Regions from separate parts of the Homo sapiens genome. Here region 2 is linked to region 1. Evidence: chromatin loops called from intact Hi-C (ENCODE). Cell type or tissue: OCI-LY7. All regions are shown on one strand. Each heading gives the region's core, and the rest is flanking DNA. Links, peaks and the distances in the headings are about the cores only.

Region 1 (5,000 bases), core at 1-5,000:
GGAGGAAGCACTAGGGAGGCATTCACGTGGGGGTAAATCCAGGTGGGAGGACCTGGTTGCAAGGACAAGTGTGGGGGGAATGGGACCTGAGGGATGGAAGGTGCTGAGGGAGGGAGATGGGGAGGGCGTGTGAGCTGACGACACCGAGGGAGGGAGAGGGGGAGGGCGTGTGAGCCGACAGCACTGCCGGCCATGCAAGCAGGGGACCTGGGACCATGGGAAGCGAGGACATTCCCTCTTCCTAACTGCATGCACGACAACTGTGTAAGCAGCACAAGTCACCTTACAAGATTAAATGTGCAACCACCACTCCACTCTGCCAGATAGAGTAAGGGCACCGGTAAGTATCACACAGGCAGATGAGCAAAGGTAGGCGTGGAGGCCGCCGCACAGATGTGAAGTTGGCCCAGGCCAGCGCCCCGCTGGCTCATTTAGGGCACAGGAAACATAGGACCTGGGGTGACCAACGGCTGCAGGCAGGTCTGGAAGAACCAGTCATGCATCTTCCCAACGTCAAAGAGGGTGAAATGCCATCAGAGGGAAACAAGGGGCGCACAGCACAAGGCCAAGCACGCTTCACCAACATGCATGAAGCTGGTTCCCGCACTTCTGCAAGAATGCCTTTTCCTAACGCTGTTGCCTATTTTAAATATACAGAGAGCAGCACTCTGGGAGACACCCCTGACTCGGCGATGGGGGAAGGAGCTGCTCACTTACTCGGCCATGACTCGCCGCACGTTGCTGGCATACAGCGCGGGGTTCCTCTTCTCCTCCTCAGAAGGGCTGTACACAGGAAGGAACTGAGCACACAGAGAAGCTGCGTTAGTATCACAAGACGCTGACCTCAGCAACACCACTGTAACGACAACTGGGAGGCTGACAAAATTAAGATCTGTCAAAGTAACGCCCATTAGAACCGTCTTCAAAGTTGTCATGTGCACGTGTGTGTACGCACACACACACCCCCATGATGCATGAACTGCACACGTGTGCACCTGAACACTCACCCTCATTGGTGCTCCCTGGGAGCACCTGCTGCCTACATCAGAACATCTGGCTCTCTGATCTACACTCACCCCCGTCAGTGCTCCTGGGAGCGCCTGCTGCCTACATCAGAACATCTGGCTCTCTGATCTACACTCACCCCCGTCAGTGCTCCTGGGAGCGCCTGCTGCCTACATCAGAACATCTGGCTCTCTGATCTACACTCACCCCCGTCAGTGCTCCTGGGAGCGCCTGCTGCCTACATCAGAACATCTGGCTCTCTGATCTACACTCACCCCCGTCAGTGCTCCTAGGAGCTCCTGCTGCCTACATCAGAACATCCAGCTCCCTGATCTCACAGAGGGGCTTACGCCCATTTCTGACAGCATCAGTTTTGTAATGGGGATAATGCAGCACGTTATTCCTACATTTGGAACAGATTATTGGCAGCGTTTTGCCACCTCTTGCATTTTGAAACTAAAAGAAATTGTCCAGTGAATTTGTCCTTGCCTGAGTGACACTTACACAGCATTTTAAATGAATATGACCCACATTGCACACCGTGCAGGAAAGGGCACAAGACTACCCTGGATGTCCTTTTCTCTAATACGGAATATTTCAGAATACAGGAACATCCTGAAACCCCAATTCTCGCTGTTATTTCTAAAACTTCCGTAAACTGCCATGGTTCCTTGCATCAACATTTGCATCTTGTATGAACAACGTCAGTAAGGACAGAGCAGTTTTGCACAGCCATTCACTTTCTTTTCAACTCTTAAAATTAGAAACCAGGCCTGTAACACAGCCATTCAACACCAGGGAGCCCTCAGGAGCTCAAGCTCAGTCCCTGTGTTCTGTGCTCGAGGCCTGGCCTGCACCCTCCCGGCCACTGCCCATCCAGCCACATAATCCTGCTGGGTGGGGGAACTGCCGCCCTCAGGCCCGGGCCAAGGCCCTTCAGCCCAGTCCTCTGTAATGAGAGCAGCTTATCCTCTATGGAAGTGAACAGCCGGGCTGAAAGCCGGGCTTATCAGTATATTTCGTAGTGCTCTCCAATATTTACTGGAAGGCAGCAAATTGTTTTATTAAATATTTAAGTTGCATGTGACTCATCTTTTATTTCCAGATGCAAGAAGTGCATATTAATTCCCCTTTTAAACAAAAAAAGAACTACTCCTCATCGACTTAGAAAAAATTGTGCAGGCTACACAGAGGTGACTATTTAGCCCAAGGTCTTGACTCTGGAGACCTGGGTCAGGCTGAGAAGGGGGATCTTTGACTATGTATTAAACAGAGCATGGTGCTATGACAAACTCAGCGGTATTAAATATGTAAAGTAAAACTAAGAGCCAAACAAATAATTATTTGCATGTGGGCCAGCTTCATATGTCCTTAAGCTACAATACCCATAATAATGAATGGTAGGTTTAAAAAATCCTTTCCAGCTGGGTGTGGTAGTTCACGCCTGTGATCCCCGCACTTTAGGAGGCCAAGGCGGGAGGACTGCTTGAGCCCAGGAGTTTGAGACCAGCCTAGGCAACAAAGTGAGACCCATCTCTACAAAAATTAGCTAGGCATGGCGTGTGCCTGTGGTCCAATTACGTGGGAGGCTGAGGCAGGGAGATCACTTGGGCCCAGGAGGTCGAGGCTGCAGTGAGCCCATCGCTACACTCCAGCCTGGGCAACAGAGCAAGACAAAATGCTGTCTCAGAAAAACAAAAAACAAAAACCCAAATCTTATCCAAGTGGTTCAGACTCATAAGAGAGACATAAAGTCATTGAGGTAAAGCAACCAGAGGCTCCTCGAAGGAGCCCTGAGAAACGGAAAGATGGGAAAGCAAGACAGGTGATATGCCACATTGTACAAGGCTTATCTGGGCATCCTGGTGTAAGCTCGTGTCTGCATCAACCACTGTGAAGAGCGCTGTGTAACTCTGTATCCATACGAACCTCGATTTCCACTTGGTTGTGAAACTGACACAGCGTGAGCCACAGGATTTCCAGCCTTAAAAACAGATTGCACAATGTTGAGCAGATTTACAACTCGGGTTAACAAGTAAATTACTCCCAATTCTGGGGTGAAACCTCCAGACGCGCCCTCCAGAGGGCGCTACTGGGCAGTCAACGCTCCCACGGAGGGGGTGCCGTGCCCACCCAGCCCGAGCCCCAGTGTGACGTACAGCCGTGGGTGGAAATGCTGCTTTTCCGATTCAACACCTGCTTATGTCCTTGGTTCGTCTAGCAAGACACCATCTCCTGCTTGTTCTCCAGCTCAGGAGACCTCGTACAGCCCACACCTGTCCCTCCACACCTGTCCCTCCTCGCTGTCCCCAGGCAGCACAGGCCCTGAGTCATGCCACCCCTCCAGCCTGGATCCAGAGTTCCCAACCTCAGAACCAGGATCACCATGCCTTTGCCGCAGGAGTTGACATGGGAGACATTTGGAGCTGCTCCCAGGGCCACACTCACGCCTCCGACAGCCCAGTGCCCCAACCCTCTTTCTGCCCTGTCATGCCAGCCCCAGCCCTAGGCCCCCGGGACCCCAGAACCCCTATACCCCCCAGAGCCCCCTCCCAGCTCTGCTCCCAGCTGGGAGCCTCCACACGCCAGCCTGGGAAGCGCTGACCTCAACACCTTCACCTGAAAGCACCAGCGGACCCACATCCTCCCAAACGCCTGGAATGGAGCTGCTCTCTCTTGGACTTTCCCGCTCCCTCTGCCCTCCCGACGTCAGCTCAGACGTCAGCACCCAGGAGGCCCTGACCAGCCTGTGGCCCCGGGCTTCTCCTCTGGGGCTCGTTCCCGTTTCCGTGGGGTTGTTCATTGTTGCATAACTGACCTTCGGTGTCTCTGCTGGGGGGACAGGGACACTGACTCACAGCAGGGGCTGGCCTCCCACCCAGCACTACTCAGTCTCTGTGCCTGTGCAGACGGGGTCCCCCCAGACACCCCTAAATCTCCACTTTCCTTACCAGGGGCCACCAGGTGGACGATCGTAATTACTGAGCTGGCAAACTCGAGAGCCGAATGCAAGACTCACAGTTCCCTTCCTGCTGGTACTGAAGACGTGCAACTTAAGACCCCAGAATCCAGGAGTGTCAGGCCTGGGCCACATCTGTACGTTTAGTTTTCACAATGGGCTGAACCTAACGGCTGTCCCACACCTGCTTTCACAACTGCAAAAGTAACTAGCGTGCACAGCAGACCCCAAGCAGCCCCTACGTGTTCATGGAACAACAGGACAAAGAGGACGACACGGCGTTCAACTTACGCTCCAGGTCCTTGCCACGTCCATGTGATGGTGTCCTGGGGAGGAAGAGGCAGGGTCAGTCAGCATGGGGCCTGCACCCAGGGCCTGCACCAAGCACCTGCGTGTGCCGGCCTCTCCCTGCACCTCCCACCCCACAGAGGCGCTGCAGCCAGGGGGAAGGGAGGAGGGTGCTAGAGCTCCAGCTTCCCAGAGTCCCTGAGGATCCAGGACTCGGACCAGCCCCCCAGCCTGAGGTCCCCAGAGCCTCTAAGGACCCAGAGAACCACCACCTTACAGGTCCCCAGAGTTCCCCCAAGATCCCCAGAGTCCCTGAGGACTCAGAGCCCCCTCTTATAGGTTCCCAGAGCCCCTAGAACCTGGGAAAAGGGTCCTCCCTCCCTCCATGCTCTCCGCTTTCCTCACAGACCTGGGGACACCAATTCCAGTGTGCACCCGGGACCCCGGCCCTCTCCTGCCCACCGCTCTCTCCAACTGCTCTGAGTGTTCCCCCAACCACGGTGCATGTGCAGGGCCCCCCCACCCCGGGTGCTCTGAAGTCCCATCTTCAGCCTCAGTGCCGCCGGGCAGGGACCACACAGCAGGGGCCGTGACGGCAGAGGCCCAGACACCGTCACCCTGGGGTGGACCTTCTGCTCCCCTGACGGCTAAGCTAGTGCTTCTTGGTGCATCCAGTAATAGTGTGTTGCTTTAAACACACTGATGAAACAATCTTAAAAGTGGAAAATCTAGATGACTGCACAGATCG
Region 2 (16,297 bases), core at 5,053-10,052, 61 kb after region 1:
TTTAAGCTAGTGCTTTCATACATTTCACTCTTATATATGCTGTAGGCCCCACAATATATAATTTTTTTGTCTTGAACAAAGTCTTTTCAAGCGATTTTAAAAAAATTAAGAGGTTTTTGTATTTATCTGTATGTTTGCCATTTCAAGCACTTTCATTGCTCTCTTGAGATTTGAGTTTCCTTCTTGTATCACTTTTCTGCCTTCTGAAGAAATTTTACTAATTTTTTTGCAGTGCAGAGCTGTTTGCAACTAATCTTTTGGATTTGATCTGTATAAAAAACTTTTTTATTTTACCTTCGTTTTGTAGGATTTTTCCCCTGATAAATATAGAATTCTAACTCAACAAGTTTTTATTTTGTTTGTATATTTATTTGCTTTTGAAATTTTGTCTTTATTACTGTTTTCCTGCAAATCAGTTATGATGTACCTGTGTGTGAGAAATCACTGAGCTTCTTTGATTTATGGGTTTATACTTTTAATAAAATTTAGAAAACTAATAGTCATTATTTCCTTTTTATCATGACTTTATTGAATTATAATTGATATATAATAAACCACATAAATTTAAAGTGGACATTTTGCTGTTTTTATATATACACACATATATATGTACACACACACACACACACACACACACACACCCTATGAAATTGCCACTGTATTTAAGATAGGAAACATAGTTATTATTCCCAAAAGCTTTTTCACTCCCTTTTGTAATCCCTACATCCCACCCCTACACATTTCATCCTCAGGCAACCCCTGTTCTACTTTCTGTTGCTGTAAGTTAGTTTGCATTTTCTGAAATTTTATACAAATAAAATCATACAGTTTCTTCTTTGGTTCCAATTATTTCACTCAGCATAACTATTTGAGGTTCACCTTTTTTTTTTGTTTTTATCAATCATTTACTTGTTTTTATTGCTGAATAGTATTCCATTGTATGGATATTTGTTTATCCATTCTCCTGTTGATAAATATTTGGGTTGTTTCTAGTTTGGAACTATTACAAATAAAGATGCTGTGAGCATTTGAGTACAAGTCTTGGTATGGATGTATGGCTTTCATTTTTGTTGGATAAATACTTATCAGTGGGAAGCTGGGTGATACATTTTGAAAGAAACGTTCAAACTCTTGTCCACAGGGGTTGGACCATTTTACATCCCCCAACCCAGACTGTGTATGAGAGTTTCAGTTCTTACATATTTTTGCCTACACTTAGTATGGTAAGACTTTTAGGTTTTAGGCATTCCAATACATATGCAGTGGCGTCTCGTTATGATTTTAATTTGCTTTCCCTTTGAACAATGACCTAGAACATCTGTGCATGTGCTCATTTATCATCCACAAATCTTCCTGATGTGTTCAAATATTTTTCTCATTACAGTATTTTTCTTTGTTTTATTATTAATGGGTCTAGAGAGTTTTTATATATTGTGAATACAATTTCTTTATAAGATAAGTGATTTGCAAATATTTTGTACCATTCTGTGGCTGCTTTTTCATTGTTTTAACAATATTTCTCAAAGAGAAGTTTTTAATTTTTTATGTTCAATTTACCTTTTTAAAAAACAATCATGCTTTTGATGTTATATCTAAAAATATCTCTGCTTAATTCAAGGTTATGAATAGTTTCTCTTGTTTTCTTCAAGAAGTTTTATAGTTTATATTTTATAATTAGGTCTATAATCCATTGTGAGTTAATTTTTACATGGTATGAGGTATAGATACGAGTTTTTTATTTTTATTTTTTTACCTATAGATGTAGAATTGTTCCATATCATTTGTTGTAAGACTATCCCTTCTCCACTGAATTGCCTTTGCAGCTTGGTGAAAAATTGATTGACCACATCTGTGTGCTTCTGTTTCTGGGCTGACTATTCATTGCATTGACCTATTTATTCATTTGGATGCAAGTCTTGACTACTGTAGTTTTATAATATGTCTTAAGATCCGGTGACATTAGTTCTTAACCTTAGTTTTTCTTTTTGAAAGTTGTTCCAGTTTTTTGAGGTCCTTTTGATTTCCATATGAATCTTAGAATCAGTTTGTCAATTACTACAGAAAAAATTCTGCAATTTTGAGATTATGTTGGCACCGCGCACAAATTTTGGGAGAAATAACATCTTGACAATATTGAGTCTTTTGACCCCCTGTCATGGTACATCTCTCAGTTCATCTAGGCTTTCTTTAATTTCTCTCAACAATGTTTTGTATTTTCCAATGTGTAAATCTTACCCATCTTTTGTCAGATTTATCATTAAATATTTAACATTTTGTGCTACTGAAAATGGTACTTAAAAATTTTTGTGAACTTGTGGAGAACGTATATTCTGCATCTGTCAGGTGTAGTGTTTTATAAATGTCAATTAGCTCAAGCTTGTGGATAATGATGTCATGTCTTCTATTTTTAACTGATATTTTTCTCTGATTGTCTTTACTGATGTGTTGTTCATATTGCGATATGGTTTACTTCTCCTAATTCTTTTTTCTTTTTACCTTTGCTTTTGGTGATTTGAAGCTCTGTTATTAGGTACACACATATTTAATTATGTCTTTCTGATGAGTTGAGCCTTTTAACATTATGAAATATCTCTATTTCTGGTAATACACTACGTTTTGAAGTCTGTTTTTTCCTGATATTAATAAACTCACTCTAGTCTTAGTTTTGCATGGTACATTTACTATCAACCTATTTGTGTCTTTATATTTAATATGGATCTTTTGTAGACAGTATATAGTTTTTTCTTGATTTTTCATTCTTTTTCTATCAGCCCATTTACCCCCATTCTTCATAGCACACTTTTAATGTGCCTTATATCTACATTGATTACCTACCCTATAAGAGAATATAATAATTTTTGCTTAGCCCTATGTATTTTAAAGAAATTAATAGTAAATTAATAATCACTTCATTTACTATTTCTGAAGCTCTTTATTCCTTTCTGAAGTTCCCTGTTTCCATAAGGTATAATATATGTTCATCCTGAAGAATTTCCTTTAACATTCCTTACAGTACCTGTCTGCTGCACGTGAATAGTTTTTTAAATCTGAGTTTTTAAATCTTTGTTTTGCTTTCACTATGGAAGGATATTTTAATGATTTTAGAAATCTAGGCTGACAGTTTATTTTCATTCCGCCCTTTAAAAATCTTGCTGCCCTGTCTTCTGGCATCTAAAAATGCTGGTGAGAAATCAGCAGTGATTTAAGTCTTCGTCTTGTGTGTGTCATGTGTCATTTTTACCTGGCTGTGCTCTCTTTTTATCTTGATCTTTGGTCTTTGGCAGCTTGATGTTAATCTTCCTAATTGTGGTTTTCTTAGAGTGTATCCTGCTTGTAGGTTTTCTGAGATCCTTGAATCTGAAAATGTACATCTTTCACTACACTTGGGGACTTACCTGCTACTATATCTTCGGATTTTTTTTCTGCTACTTTTTTTTCTCATTTCTTCTTCTGGAGCTCCTATTACAGATATATAAGCCTTTTGATATTGTCCCATAGGTTCCTGAGATTCTGTTCATTTTTTTAAAAATTTCCCTCTTTCTTCTTTATATTGAGCAATTTCAAATGATCTGTCTTCCATTTTAATTCATTTGTCATTGCCGTTCTGCTGTTAAGCCAACCCGGTACATTTGTATTTTCAGATACTGTATTTTTCAATGTTAGTTTCTCACTGGGTTCTTTTTAGTAGTTTCTTTTTCTCTGCTAATATGTCCCATCTTTTTATTTATTGTGAGTGTGTTTTCTTTGCTCTAAGCATAGCTGGAATGGCCGCCTTACAGCCCACATCTGCTGTCTCCGCACTGGCGCCTCAGGGCTTAGGTTGGTTGGTTGTCCTGTTCTTTGAGATTGGGTCACGTTTCTCTGTTCTTCATGTAGGACGTAGGAGCCTCTGGGGTGCACGTTCTCGCAGTGAATGCTGGTGGTTTCCCTTTGGTGCTGTCTGGTTGGGTCTGACTCACATGTGAACTCTGTCTCCTGGGTGGCAGCCTCTGTTTTGGTTCAGTTCAGTCCTTGGCTAAGCTGCTTTGGGTCACTCCACACCTGGTGATCCTGGTGTTAACCAGTGACGTGACATGGATAGAGCTTATGTACAGAATTTGGGGTTCCTCTTCATGTCTCTTCTCTTTTTAGGGCTCCCCCTTACCCTTCAGTGGATTTTCTGTCATAGTGTTTGCCACTCTGTGCTGTTCTAACCTCTGGCTCAAAGCTACAAAATGGGACAGTTCCCTGTGTATATCTCTTCTTACAAGGTTTACCTCCCATCCCCAATTTGCCAGCTTTTGTTCATTCTCCAAGATAGGTCATCAAAACATTAAAAAAAAAAAAAATTCTCAGGGATCTTGTCTAGTAGCAGCTTACACAGACACAGCCAAAGTGCAAAACTCCAAACTTATGTTTTTAAAAATGCCTGTTCTCTCTCCAGATATCTTAATGCACTTCACAAATGTTTAAAAAACGGAATCAACTGTAACTCTTTCACTTTCACTTTTAGTTCTCATCTAAGATAAACTACCATATAAATTGAGTTGAAAATCCACACTGATGAACTATTTAATAGGAAACAATATGGGTACTTGCCTACAATTTAGGCTTTTTCTGATTTCCAGAAAGGCTACAAATGAAAATGTTTGCTCAGACGTTTACTTTGTACCTGAAATAAGAAGGATGTGGTCCATCTGGTCACTGTGGCCCTGTTTGTGGTAGGGCTGGTGTCAGTATTCTAGCATCAGCGGTGACCTGGGTACTTTAACATGAATTATCTTCTTGTTTATTAACTCCATAAGGAAGTGTTAATCCCAGTTTTCAGAGGAGGACGTTGAATCTCTGCAGGTTGCACAACACACCCCCAGGTGTCGGAGGAGGCCAGGAACAGCACTGAGGTTGGAAACCAGGTTTATGCCTCGAAATCCTGTGCCCGTCCCACCACAGGCACTACCTCTCAAACTTCCAGGTTCTAAATTTGTTGGTTTTGTTCACTGTATGACAGTTGTAGATAGAAATTTAAAAAACGGAAAAGGTTGCCACAAAGCCCTCCTCATTTAATAAAATCTGTGACTCGAGTCTTCTCTTCTGAGCTGGGGTCGGAAGATGGCTCTTTCCCCAGGATGGAGCTCCTTTCAAGGGACACAGCTGCGGTTCCAGGGTCTGCCCGAGTGAGCCTCAGGGTTGGGGGATTCTGTAGTTTGTAGTTTGCTCGTGTTTGCATGGAACTCATGGCAGAGTTTTCCCTTGGCCCGTGTACTCGCTGCTTAGGGCTATCGTAACAAATTACCACAAAGCGGGGGTCTTAAAACAACAGAAATATGTCGTCTCACAGTTCTGGAGGTCAGAAGTCTGAGATCAAGGTGTGGGCAGGGCTGGTTTCTTGAGGGCTCTAAGGGACGGTCTGACCCAGGCCTCTCCCAGCTCCCGCCGCCCCGCCACCCGAGTTCGCGTGGCTGCTCTCCTGTGTCTGTGTCTACAGTTGCCCTCTTCTTTTTCGGATAAGGACCTCAGTCATGGGATTTAACGCCACCTTAAATCCAGGATGATCTCATCTCGAGATGCCCCTCCTAATTACAGCTACAAAGACCCTGTTTCCAAATAAGGTCACATTCACAGGTACCAGAAGTTAGGACTTGGACACATCTTTGTGGGGCCACTCCCCAACTCTACAGCCATCCAATCTCGTACAATTTGGGCAAAATCCATGACAGATGTTAGCGATGAAGTGTGGTCCCTGCTGGCTGTCCATGCCCCCTTTGCCACCTACTTCTCCTTGCTGTGGAGGGCAGAGCTAAGGCTCCCTCCTCGTGGCGCTGGGGAGTTCTGATGGCGGTCCAGGGCCCTCGCCACCATCACCTGAGCGCTCATGTTGCCCACACAGCCGGCCTCGCCGCCAAAGCCTTTCTCCCTCGGACTTCAGGTGGAGAGGCTGCTGCGGTCTCTCCCCCTCCCTCTGGGCTCTGGCCTCTCCTCCTTGTCTTGGCTGATGGCTCCCCCTCATCCAGCTCTGAATGTGGCTCCCTCCACGCCCCTTCCCTCTCTTCTCTGCACACCCTCGTCCTGTGTGCTCTGGACCACGCCTGTGCCTTACACACTGCTTGCCCATGGGTGACGCCTGCATCCGCGTCTGACCTCCTTCTGAGCTCAGATGCACACGTCTGGCAGTGATTTCATGCTTCCGCTTGGAGGTCTGTCTTAGTCTGCTCAGGCTGCTGAAGTAGAAGCCACCATAGGCTTGTGGCTTAAACAACAGACGCTTTTGCTCACAGTTCTAGAGCCTGGAAGTCCAAGCTCAAGGCATGGTAGATTTGCTGTCTGGTGAGGCTGTATCCTGGTTTATATACGGCGCCTTCTCCCTGTGTCCTCATGTGGTGAAAGGGGCGCGGGAGCTCTCTGGGTCTCTGTTATAAGGACACTCATCCTATTCATGAAGGATTAGGCACCGAATCACCTCCCAAAGTCCCTGCCTTCTAATAGCATCACCTTAGGGGTAAGAATTTCAGCGTAGGAATTGGTGGGGGAGGGGGGCGGTAAGCGGGGCACAGTTCAGTACATAGTGGGGTCTAACAGGCATTTCAAATCTACAGCATCCGTGGCTGCACTCCCATCATCCTTCCCAAGCCTACATCCCCTGCTCCCGGGACCACCCCAGGGAGGGCAGCCCATGCTGTGGCTGCTCAAGCCAAGACCTGGGTGCCCTCGGACTGCCCTGCCTCTGCCTCTCACCCTCACTCCCATTTACATTTCCTCATGGCCCAACCTTGTTTGAAAATGTAGGTTTTATTATTATTCAGGTATGGCAAGGCCAATGTGTCAGGAGATGATGCCCACTGACAAGAGAGTTTCTTCCCCACAGTGCCCAAGATGGGGGACTGGAGGGACAGCATACCACGCATGGCCACACAGGCCACACAGGGCCACATGGGGTCACACGGGGTCACACAGGGTCACACGGGGTCACAGAGTCACACAGGCCACACAGGGCCACACAAGCTACACAGGGCCACACAGGGCCATAGGGGGCCACACAGGGTCACACAGGGTCACACAGGGTCACACAGGGCCACACGGGGTCACACAGGGCCACACAGGGTCACACAGGGTCACACATGGGGTCACACAGGGCCACACGGGGTCACACAGGGCCACACAGGGTTACACAGGCCACACAGAGCCACACAGGGTCACACAGAGCCACACAGGGCCACACAGGGCCACACAGAGCCACACAGGGCCACACAGGGCCACACAGGGTCACACAGGGCCACACAGAGCCACACAGGGTCACACAGAGCCACACAGGGTCACACAGGGCCACACAGGGTCACACAGAGCCACACAGAGCCACACGGGGCCACACAGGGCCACACAGAGCCACACAGGGTCACACAGGGCCACACAGAGCCACACAGGGTCACACAGAGCCACACAGGGTCACACAGGGCCACACAGGGCCACACAGGGTCACACAGGGCCACACAGGGCCACACAGGGCCACACAGAGCCACACGGGGCCACACAGGGTCACACAGAGCCACACGGGGTCACACAGAGCCACACAGGGCCACACAGAGCCACACAGGGTCACACAGGGCCACACAGAGCCACACAGGGCCACACAGAGCCACACAGGGCCACACAGGGCCACACAGAGCCACACAGGGCCACACAGGGCTTCACGGGGCCATGTGGGAAGAACCCGTCAGGAGGCATTTCAGCTGGACAGGGCAAGCAGGCTTAGGGTTGGCTCACTGGATTAGTCTGTGGTTCCATGGGCTCCAGGGCACATGTAGAAGCTGCCCCCTGCTGTCCAATACCTGGCCCTGGGGTGGGCAGGGCAGGTGGAGAGCGGGAGGCAAGAGCACCCTGGCCTGTTTGGTTTCCACATGGAAAGTGATGTGGTTTGTCTGTGTCCCCACCCAAATCCCACCTTGAATTGTAATAATCCCCACATGTCAAGGGTGGGGCCAGGTGGAGATACTGAGTCATGGGGACAGCCTCCCCCATACTGTTCTCATGGTAGTGAATAAGTCTCACGAGATCTGATGGTTTTATGAATGGGAGTTCGCCTGTACAAACTCTCTTGCCTGCCGCCATGTAAGATAGGATTTTGCTCCTCGTTCGCCTTCCACCGTGTGTGAGGCCTCCTCAGCCACGTGGACCTCTTTAAACCATTAAACCTCTTTCCTGTGTAAATTACCCAGGCTCGGGCCTGTCTTTCTCAGCACATGAGAACAGACTAATATGGAAGGTGTGCTCACAGGTAAGCAGCTTCCTGACTCTAGGTGCTGGCCAGGCCTGGGAGAGGTGATGGCTCCAGGGTCAGCAAAGCCCCAGAGTCAAAGCTCGGAACATAAAGACGACTGGGACCCATTCCCTCCTCGCCACGCCAGCACCTCCTGCCTGGGGAATCTCTGGCTTCCTGGCTGGCCCTGGCTGTGCCCTGGTTTTTCTTCTCTGTGGCCAGGGGATCCTTCCGGACATAAGTGGGTGGATGGGGCTTCCTTGACTGGGGCCACCAGTGGCACCCACCTCTCCAGCAGGGAGATGCCTCTGGGCCTGGCTGCCACTGTGGCCCCTCATTCCTGACCCCTCTGCCTCATCCCTGCCCTTCCTGAGGGTCCTCCCTGCCCCCCAGGCTGCTGTGCTCTGGCCAGTGGGCTCTTGCCCCTGCTGTTCCTGCAGCCACTTCTTTGAGTCTTGACCCAAAAGTCTGGCAGACAAGCCCTGGGCCCTGCTGTGTGCACAGCTCTTGTGAGTCCACGCATCCTGCCTGCATCTTAGAGAAGGTTTCATTGCTTGGTATAGAGTAGTTTCCAAGGCATCTCGGTGAGTGAGTTAGACCATTTTATAGACAGGGAAACTGAGGCACAAGAGACTGACCCGGGTCATAGCCAGGACCAGTGAAGGAAGGTGGTGACCTCATTCCCAGTCTTTGGGGTCTTTCTTCTGGGCACTCATCCAGCGTCCCAGGTGGAGTGTGCCCTGTGACCGTCCATTTCTGCAGGTGACTTTCTAGAAGGAGGCTCTGGTTCATAACACTTGGTTCCCAGAAGAAACCATTTTTCTCAACTACGGTACATTTGACATCAAATAAGGATTTAGATACTTAACATTGTTTTTATATCCTATTAGAAATTCTGACTTCATTTACTATATTGTGATAAACCTTCAAAGCCCACGGTAGTAATTCTGGCAGCAGAGCTGGCAGGCTGAAACCGCTTCCATGGAGATGCATCTCACAGGGTCCCAAGTGATGTAAACAAAACTTGTGTAATGAACACAGCATCTCCCTCAGCGGCTGTGTCTGTCCCATTTTCTTTGACTTTAAATACATGATACTCTGTGGGAAGCATGAGCTGAAATAATGATCTCGTCAGTGGGTCTTTGTGAAAACTAAAAAGATTTTTGAAATCTAGAGGCACGCAGCTTTTTTTAGTATTTGAATGCATCTTTCTTCACACTTTGGGTTTGCAGAACAAATGTTTGCATGTAATTTTGCTTCCTAAAATGTCAAAAATAGCACAAATATGAAAACAAGTATTCTCAAAGAGTGATCTTTTATGGAAAGACTGCTTACAGTAACTCGTTCCAGTTGGCTTTGAAAAATGCTGCGTGGAATTATCTTCACATACTTGGGAACAGGGAGTGTAAGGGAAACCCCTGCCTCACCGTCTCAGGAGCATTGTGACGAGGGCCTCTTCCTTTCCTGGCCTCCCACAAGCCCCAGCATCTGTTGATTGAAAGAGGAAGGTGTATCTCCTATTTTAAAATCATGTATAATTTTATATTTTCTAAAACATAAGCATGGCTAATTGTATGATCGCTTATGTCATTTGTAAGGAATTCAGCATAAAAAAATTTTTCTCAGCTGGGCGCAGTGGCTCACGCCTGTAATCCCAGAACTTTGGGAGGCCGAGGCGGGCAGATCACGAGGTCAGGAGTTCGAGACCAGCCTGACCAACATGGTGAAACCCCCGTCTCTACTAAAAATGGAAAAATCAGCCAGGCATTGTGGCACACACCTGTAATCCCAGCTACTCAAGGAGAATGAGGCAGGAGAATCGCTTGAACCTGGGAGGCAGAGGTTGCAGTGAGCCGAGAGCTCACCATTGCACTCCAGCCTGGGCAGCAGAGCAAGACTGTCTCAAATATATATATATATATATTTTTTTTTTTTCTCAGAGTTGCAAAGACAGAGACCTCCTTTGGTTGAGAGGAGGGCAAGTTTCGAAAGGAGGAACTTTGCTGTGGGGAGGAGTCAGTGGCCAGGCCCCACAGAGTCTGACGGCCTCTCCTGGCATCCAGCCTCACCTCCTTCCTAATGATACAACCTGCATGTTTTAGCTGGATGTGTGGCTACCCAGGGTGAAGACTGTATTCCCAGCCTAGGTGTGGTCGTGTGACTAATTCCTGGCAGCACATTGGATATGATCCCAAGATTGTGGAGCTTCTGGGAAGTGCCCTTGAGTAACTTCCTGTTGGCTGGAAGGTAGCTGTGTTGGCTAGAGCTCCAGCATCCATCTTGGCCTATAAAACAACTTCAGGAAGGGAAATTAGGCCAGCAGCAACTGGGGAGAAGGAGTCTGGGTCCTGGACCTTTGGAAGGGCCCTCTCAGTTCTGGACTGGCTACCTCTGGCCTTATGAATGGGAGGGAGGAATGAATGGTGGGGGAATGAATAGGAGTGGGGAGTGAATGGGAGGGGGGAATGAATGGGGGGGAATGAATTGGAGGGGGAAATGAATGGGAGGGGGAATGAATGGGGGGAATGAATGGGGGGGAATGAATGGGGGGGGAAATGAATGGGAGGGGGAATGAATGGGAGGGGGAATGAATGGGAGGGGGAATGAATGGGAAGGGGAATGAATGGGAGGGGAGAATGAATGGGAGGGGGGAATGAATGGGAGCAGGGAATGAATGGGGGGAAATGAATGGGATGGGGGAATGAATGGGAGGCGGGAATGAATGGGAGGGGGAATGAATGGGAGGGGGGAGTGAATGGGAGGGGGGAGTGAATGGGAGGGGGAATGAAGTTCTATCTCATTTAGGTGATTATTGTTTTGGACATTTCTGCTACTTGGAGGTACAGCTGATTCTAATGGACCTGCAGGCTCCTGGAGACACTTGGACTGGAAAAGCAAAACCAAGGCCCATGACATCTATCTTTGCATATTGAAGTAGATTTAGAAAACCCTTTCGAATCCCTCTGAGTACTTTTATTTGCTGCTCCCTCTCAACCTCAACTTTGTTCCTCATCCCACTTTCTACTGGACATTTTGACCTGGCCCTTTGCCCTCCCTTCCCTTTGCCCTCCCTTCCTGCACGCTGCTGAGCTGTAGCTCTCTCGGGGGTGCCCAAAGACTCCAGCCCTCCCAGCCCCATCTCCCCACCCTCGCCTCAGCCCTTCCTCCTCACTGAGCCCCCGTGCCTAGCTGTCTGCTGACCGTGGGTGCTGCCTCACACTCCAAAGCCCATCTCCTCCTCAGGTCACCCCTTGGCATCCGACACCCCCAGAACCTTATTCACCTTCTCTGCAGGTCCAGAGCCCAGCAGAGCTCTATGCCATGGCAGGAGAGTGGGAGGCATTTCCTAAGAATGCTGCCTTTGGCTCTGAATTCCCAGGACATTTTGGTTGCATAATATTCATTGTCTGAGAAAAGAAAGAAAAGAGACTCATTTGGAGAATTAAAAAAATTATTGTAGAAAGATTTCATTTAATAAATCCTCACTCTCATTAGTATCTAAGTAGCCCTTTTACTGTCCTAAATAGATGCCAGGGCAGGAACCAGGGTGCAGAGGGCTCTGGCCCTGGCGGCAGCCTGGGACTCACATTGCTATAGGTGGGCCCAGAGGCTTCAGGGAGAAGCCTGTCCCCTTCTATCTCCCCTCTTCTCTTGTGGAGAAGCAGCTCCTTCCTGCCTGGGAGTCCCAGGACATCTTCGAGGAGGGGACATTTGAGAAGGATGGGGGAAGAGGCCAGGAGAAAAGCAGGGAGGGAGGAGGGAAACCCATCATCAGCTCTGGCCGAGGCCTGTCTTGTAAGACCCCAGGGCCAGGGCCAGGCCGGATGTGTACCAAGTCGGACCACGTGGAAGAGGCTTGAATGCGTGAGAAGGTGCCCTCTCCCTCCTTCCCTCCTTCCCTGTCCCCTTCTATCTCCCCCCTTCTCTGTGAGCAGGCATTGGCTCCTCAGAAGGGCCTCTCACTCAGTTGGATGGTGATGCATTCCCCACTCATGCCTGGAAGTAAGCGGGCGCAGCCACTGTGGATGAGTTGCCAGTGGAACCATGAGTGTTCCTGCGTGCGGCCTGCACCTGCACACACACCTGCACACACGGGCACCTATACACACACTTGTCCCTGTGTGCACATACCTACACCTGCACACACACCTCCAAACACACCTGCACCTCTACACACTTGGCCTGTGAACACACACCTGCACCTGCGCACACACCTGCACCTATACACACACTTGTCCCTGTGTGCACATACCTGCACCTGCACACACACCTCCAAACACACCTGCACCTCTACACACACTTGGCCCTGTGAACACACACCTGCACCTGCACACACACCTGCACACACGGGCACCTATACACACACTTGTCCCTGTGTGCACATACCTGCATCTGCACACACACCTCCAAACACACCTGCACACACATGTGAACCTCTACACATGCTTGGCCCTGTGAACACACACCTGCATTGGCACACACACCTGCACATGCACCTACATGCACCTGCACCTATATACAAATTTGCCCCAGTGAGCACACAACTGCACTTGCACACACATCTGCACACAAACTTCTGCACACACCTGCACACACCTGCACCTATACATACACGTCCCTGTGCACACACACCTAGAGCTATATACATACTTGCCCCTGTGCACTCACACCTGCACACACACCTGTACCTGTGCACACACCTGCACACATACCTACACACACCTGCATCTATACACACTTTCCCGTGTGTACACACACCTGCACCTGCACTCACACCTGCATGCACACCTGTACCTCTGCACACCACCTGCATGCACATCTGTACCTCTGCACACACCTGCACACATACCTACACACACACCTGCATCTATACACTTTCCCCTGTGTACACACACCCACACCTGCACTCACACCTGCACGCACACCTGTACCTCTGCACACACCTGCACACATACCTACACACACCTGCATCTATACACACACCTGCACCTGCACTCACACCTGCACGCACACCTGTTCCTCTGCACACAGCTATGTCACCCCACATGTGCACTCTCACCTAAGCTGGAGCAGCCCAGAGGGTTTGCTCATTTGCTCATTAAGTGGTTCTTGCTTGAGCAAACCGGGAAGTCATCTTGAGTGGAAGCACCTGGTCTCTGGTAACAGACGCTGAGAATCACCTGATTTGACCCTTCGACAGTGAGATGATTGTCAGAACAGAACCCTTGTGCATATTTTCAATATGAGTTGATGAGGCCAAGAGCTCTTATTGGATGGGAGGTTTATTTCATAAGCCACTTGATTTTAAAGACTCAACAGAGAGGACATATTTCTTAGTATACTGAGTAAGACATTAACATTTGTGTTTGAGGGAGGACATTTGAGCCAGGATTTTGCAAACATAATTGGTTTGCAGTCCTTGACTCCTTGGAGTGTTTGTGTCAGTTGGGATTGAAACGGCATGTATTTAACTTTATCAGTATGTTTTCAGAGTCATCTTCATTTAGAAAACGCATTGATAACCCAGAATGAACATATTTTTTGCAGTGATATTCTTTAAGCTGAAAATGAAATATTTGCTTCTACACCATTTAGTTGTGCCAGTCGCCTTTGATTTAGCAGACGATTTTGCTCTGGCTAAGTTGCTCTTTTAGACAGACGTTTATATGGGCGATGTTTTCCAGCAATGTGTTTAGCAATTCTCCTTTTCTCCATGTTCACATTTAAAGGGTTGTCTTAGACACCCATTTGCAGCCAACATGATCCCTAAGCTGGGACAAATGCAGCAAGTCAGGCCCTTGTGTTCAGGAAGTTACTCGTCGTGACCCAGGAAGGCAGTGACACAGGGAGTGACAGGGCTCTGGGCTCTGCCCTGTGATCTTGGGAAGTGACTCGGCTTTTCTGCCTCACCTTCCATCCTCTGCAAAGCAGGGGCGAGGTGGAACTTACCTGTAGGACCGTGGAGTCTGGAGGGCGCGCAGCTGTCCTGAGACCGGGCCTGGCCCACAGCGGGTGCTTACTCAATGCTGATGTCTCGGCACGTGCGTCATGTTCCGTTCTGGAGTTAGTCGTCTTTCATGAACACGCGGGAAATTTTGGGGTGGGCAGGGGCCCATCACCGGATCAAGGTAGGGTTTGACCGATGTGACTGGTTAGCTGGAAAACATTGATTATTTTATGGGGGTGAAGAACCAGCCACACTTTTTACAGTGTTGGATCTTAGATTGCAAACTGCGTTTTGTGAAAAGCTGGGAATTTCAGCTTCAGCTACTGATTAAATTACCACAAAAAAGCACTGCCAATTTAGGGTATTTCAGTAGAACTCTGGGTTTGAATATTTCTGATTTCTAGAGGAAGAGACAGCATGTTGCGTCTTGGACAAGTCAACACCTTCTCTTTGAGCAAATTATTTCTTCTATATTCACAGTTGATTCAGAATTAGATGGACCCAGCAACGATGTGTCCTCAGTTCTTCATTTTGACAGTCTGGGTTTGTTACTGCTCAGAGCGCACATGTGTTTCTCCGGACATACATCCCTCGCACATCTGCGCACTGACAGGACTTTAATGTATCAATGTGCACACATCGGGCCCTAGAACCGGAGGCTGTCCACTCTGCTCTGCGGCTACCCTTGCCCTTCAGGGTCTCTGGGGAGACAGTGACACCGTAGGGTGTGGGGCAGGCACCAGGACTCTGCAGCTAGAAAGGCCTGGGTTCAAACCCCCGTACTATTTTTACCACTGTGATAACTTTGGAAAGGGATTTCCATTTCTAAGCCTTGGCGTCTCCTCTATAGAAAGGGGTGAATAAGAAGACCTGTCTTCAGGGCTATTGGAAGAGCATCGTGGTAGAACGCTCTTAGTCAACAGTCACTGCCATCGTTAGCTCCCTAAGTGTGGGTCTCCTCTAACCTAAACACAAAATTCTGGTCTTTCTCCCTCACTGTGCCAGCAAAGGGAATGTACTCTTCACCACCCATCAGGTTTGAAGCTGTGGCTTCTTCTCATCCAGGAGTCTGCTTGGTGCTTGCGGCTGAACTCCTCCAGCATCCTTGTCAACACGGCCTCCTGACAGTGGTGCTCTCCAGAAACCAAGTGCGCTGGTGTTCTGCTGTCTTTTTCTTATTAACCATGAACTCAGAGAATGTTTCAGCAGTTGGTATCATGTCTTTCAAGGTGATGCTTACTTTTTTTTTTTTTTTTTTGAGATGGACTTTCGCTCTTGTTGCCCAGGCTGGAGTGCAATGGGGCGATCTCAGCTCACCGCAACCTCCACCTCCCGGGTTCAAGCGATTCTCCTGCCTCAGCCTCCCTAGTAGCTGGGATTACAGGCGCATGCCACAACACTCATCTAATTTTGTATTTTTAGTAGAGATGGGGTTTCTCCATGTTGGTCAGGCTGGTCTCGAACTCCTGACCTCAGGTGACCCACCCACCTCAGCCTCCCAAAGTGCTGGGATTACAGGCATGAGCCACCGCACCCGGCCAGCGATGCTTACTTTTATTAGAACACGTTAGCTGGCATCTGAGTGTCACAGGGATGCTGTGTGGCAGCCAGCCCGGTGCTTGAGTCACAGCTCAGCTCTGCTTCTCAATTCTCATTCCATCCTTGTTCCCTGGAGTCCTGCGGGAGTGGCTGCTGCTGGATGTTGTCTCTTCTTTGGTAGCTGTCAAAAGAGATTCATGAAAAAAGTGAGTAGGTAAACGGCCCAACTACCTTACTGACCTGTAACCCTAGGAAATAAGCTGGGGTGGTTGGGGGCACAGGATCCTCTAACGGAGACCCCAGGGACCCAGGCGTGTATGTATAAAACCAGCCAACAACAAATCAATCTGTAACAGGCAAGAAGATCTACGGAAATGTTCTCTTTTCCTTTTTTAAGAAGAACGGTGGGAAAGCGATGCACATGGCCAAACGGTGCAATCGGAGGGGCAGATAAACAGCGCGATCGGAGGGGTTGATAAAGGTGTGATCGGAGGGGCTGATAAACGTTGCACAATGTTGCCTGTTTTTCTACATTGTCGCTGTTTCTCAGAAAGTGCCCTCAGGCGATGACACTCAAGAGC

What was found. Hi-C counts contacts between places; a loop is a spot of excess contacts. Peaks named below come from ENCODE experiments on the same cell type or tissue, not always from the same donor. Only the 100,000 strongest peaks of a DNase experiment are listed, where the experiment ranks them.
Region 2: it touches region 1 in a loop (12-fold over the local background); 4 of 110 quality-filtered maps call a loop at or near these places.

What each region holds. Positions count from the first base shown.
Region 1 is chr5:1,476,687-1,481,686 of GRCh38, forward strand. LPCAT1 (lysophosphatidylcholine acyltransferase 1) reads right to left here. Exons shown (of 14, transcript NM_024830.5): 7 at 4,256-4,290; 8 at 2,935-2,989; 9 at 718-800. Among named protein-coding and RNA genes, the nearest start is that of MIR6075, 32 kb to the right of the region's middle. In OCI-LY7, for the core only: CTCF peaks have their summits at 3,074 (motif pointing right) and 3,273; DNase peaks (open chromatin) are centred at 3,125 and 4,075; H3K27ac peaks cover 1,368 bases.
Region 2 is chr5:1,532,580-1,548,876 of GRCh38, forward strand. It overlaps LOC124901161 (a long non-coding RNA gene), which reads right to left and starts at 15,820. Exons shown (of 4, transcript XR_007059099.1): 1 at 15,730-15,820; 2 at 14,180-14,386; 3 at 11,514-11,637; 4 at 9,527-9,718. LOC107986397 (a long non-coding RNA gene) reads left to right here and starts at 15,831. Exons shown (of 2, transcript XR_007059102.1): 1 at 15,831-15,922. RefSeq lists a silencer at 3,738-3,875. In OCI-LY7, for the core only: no CTCF peak of the experiment used is centred there; no DNase peak of the experiment used is centred there.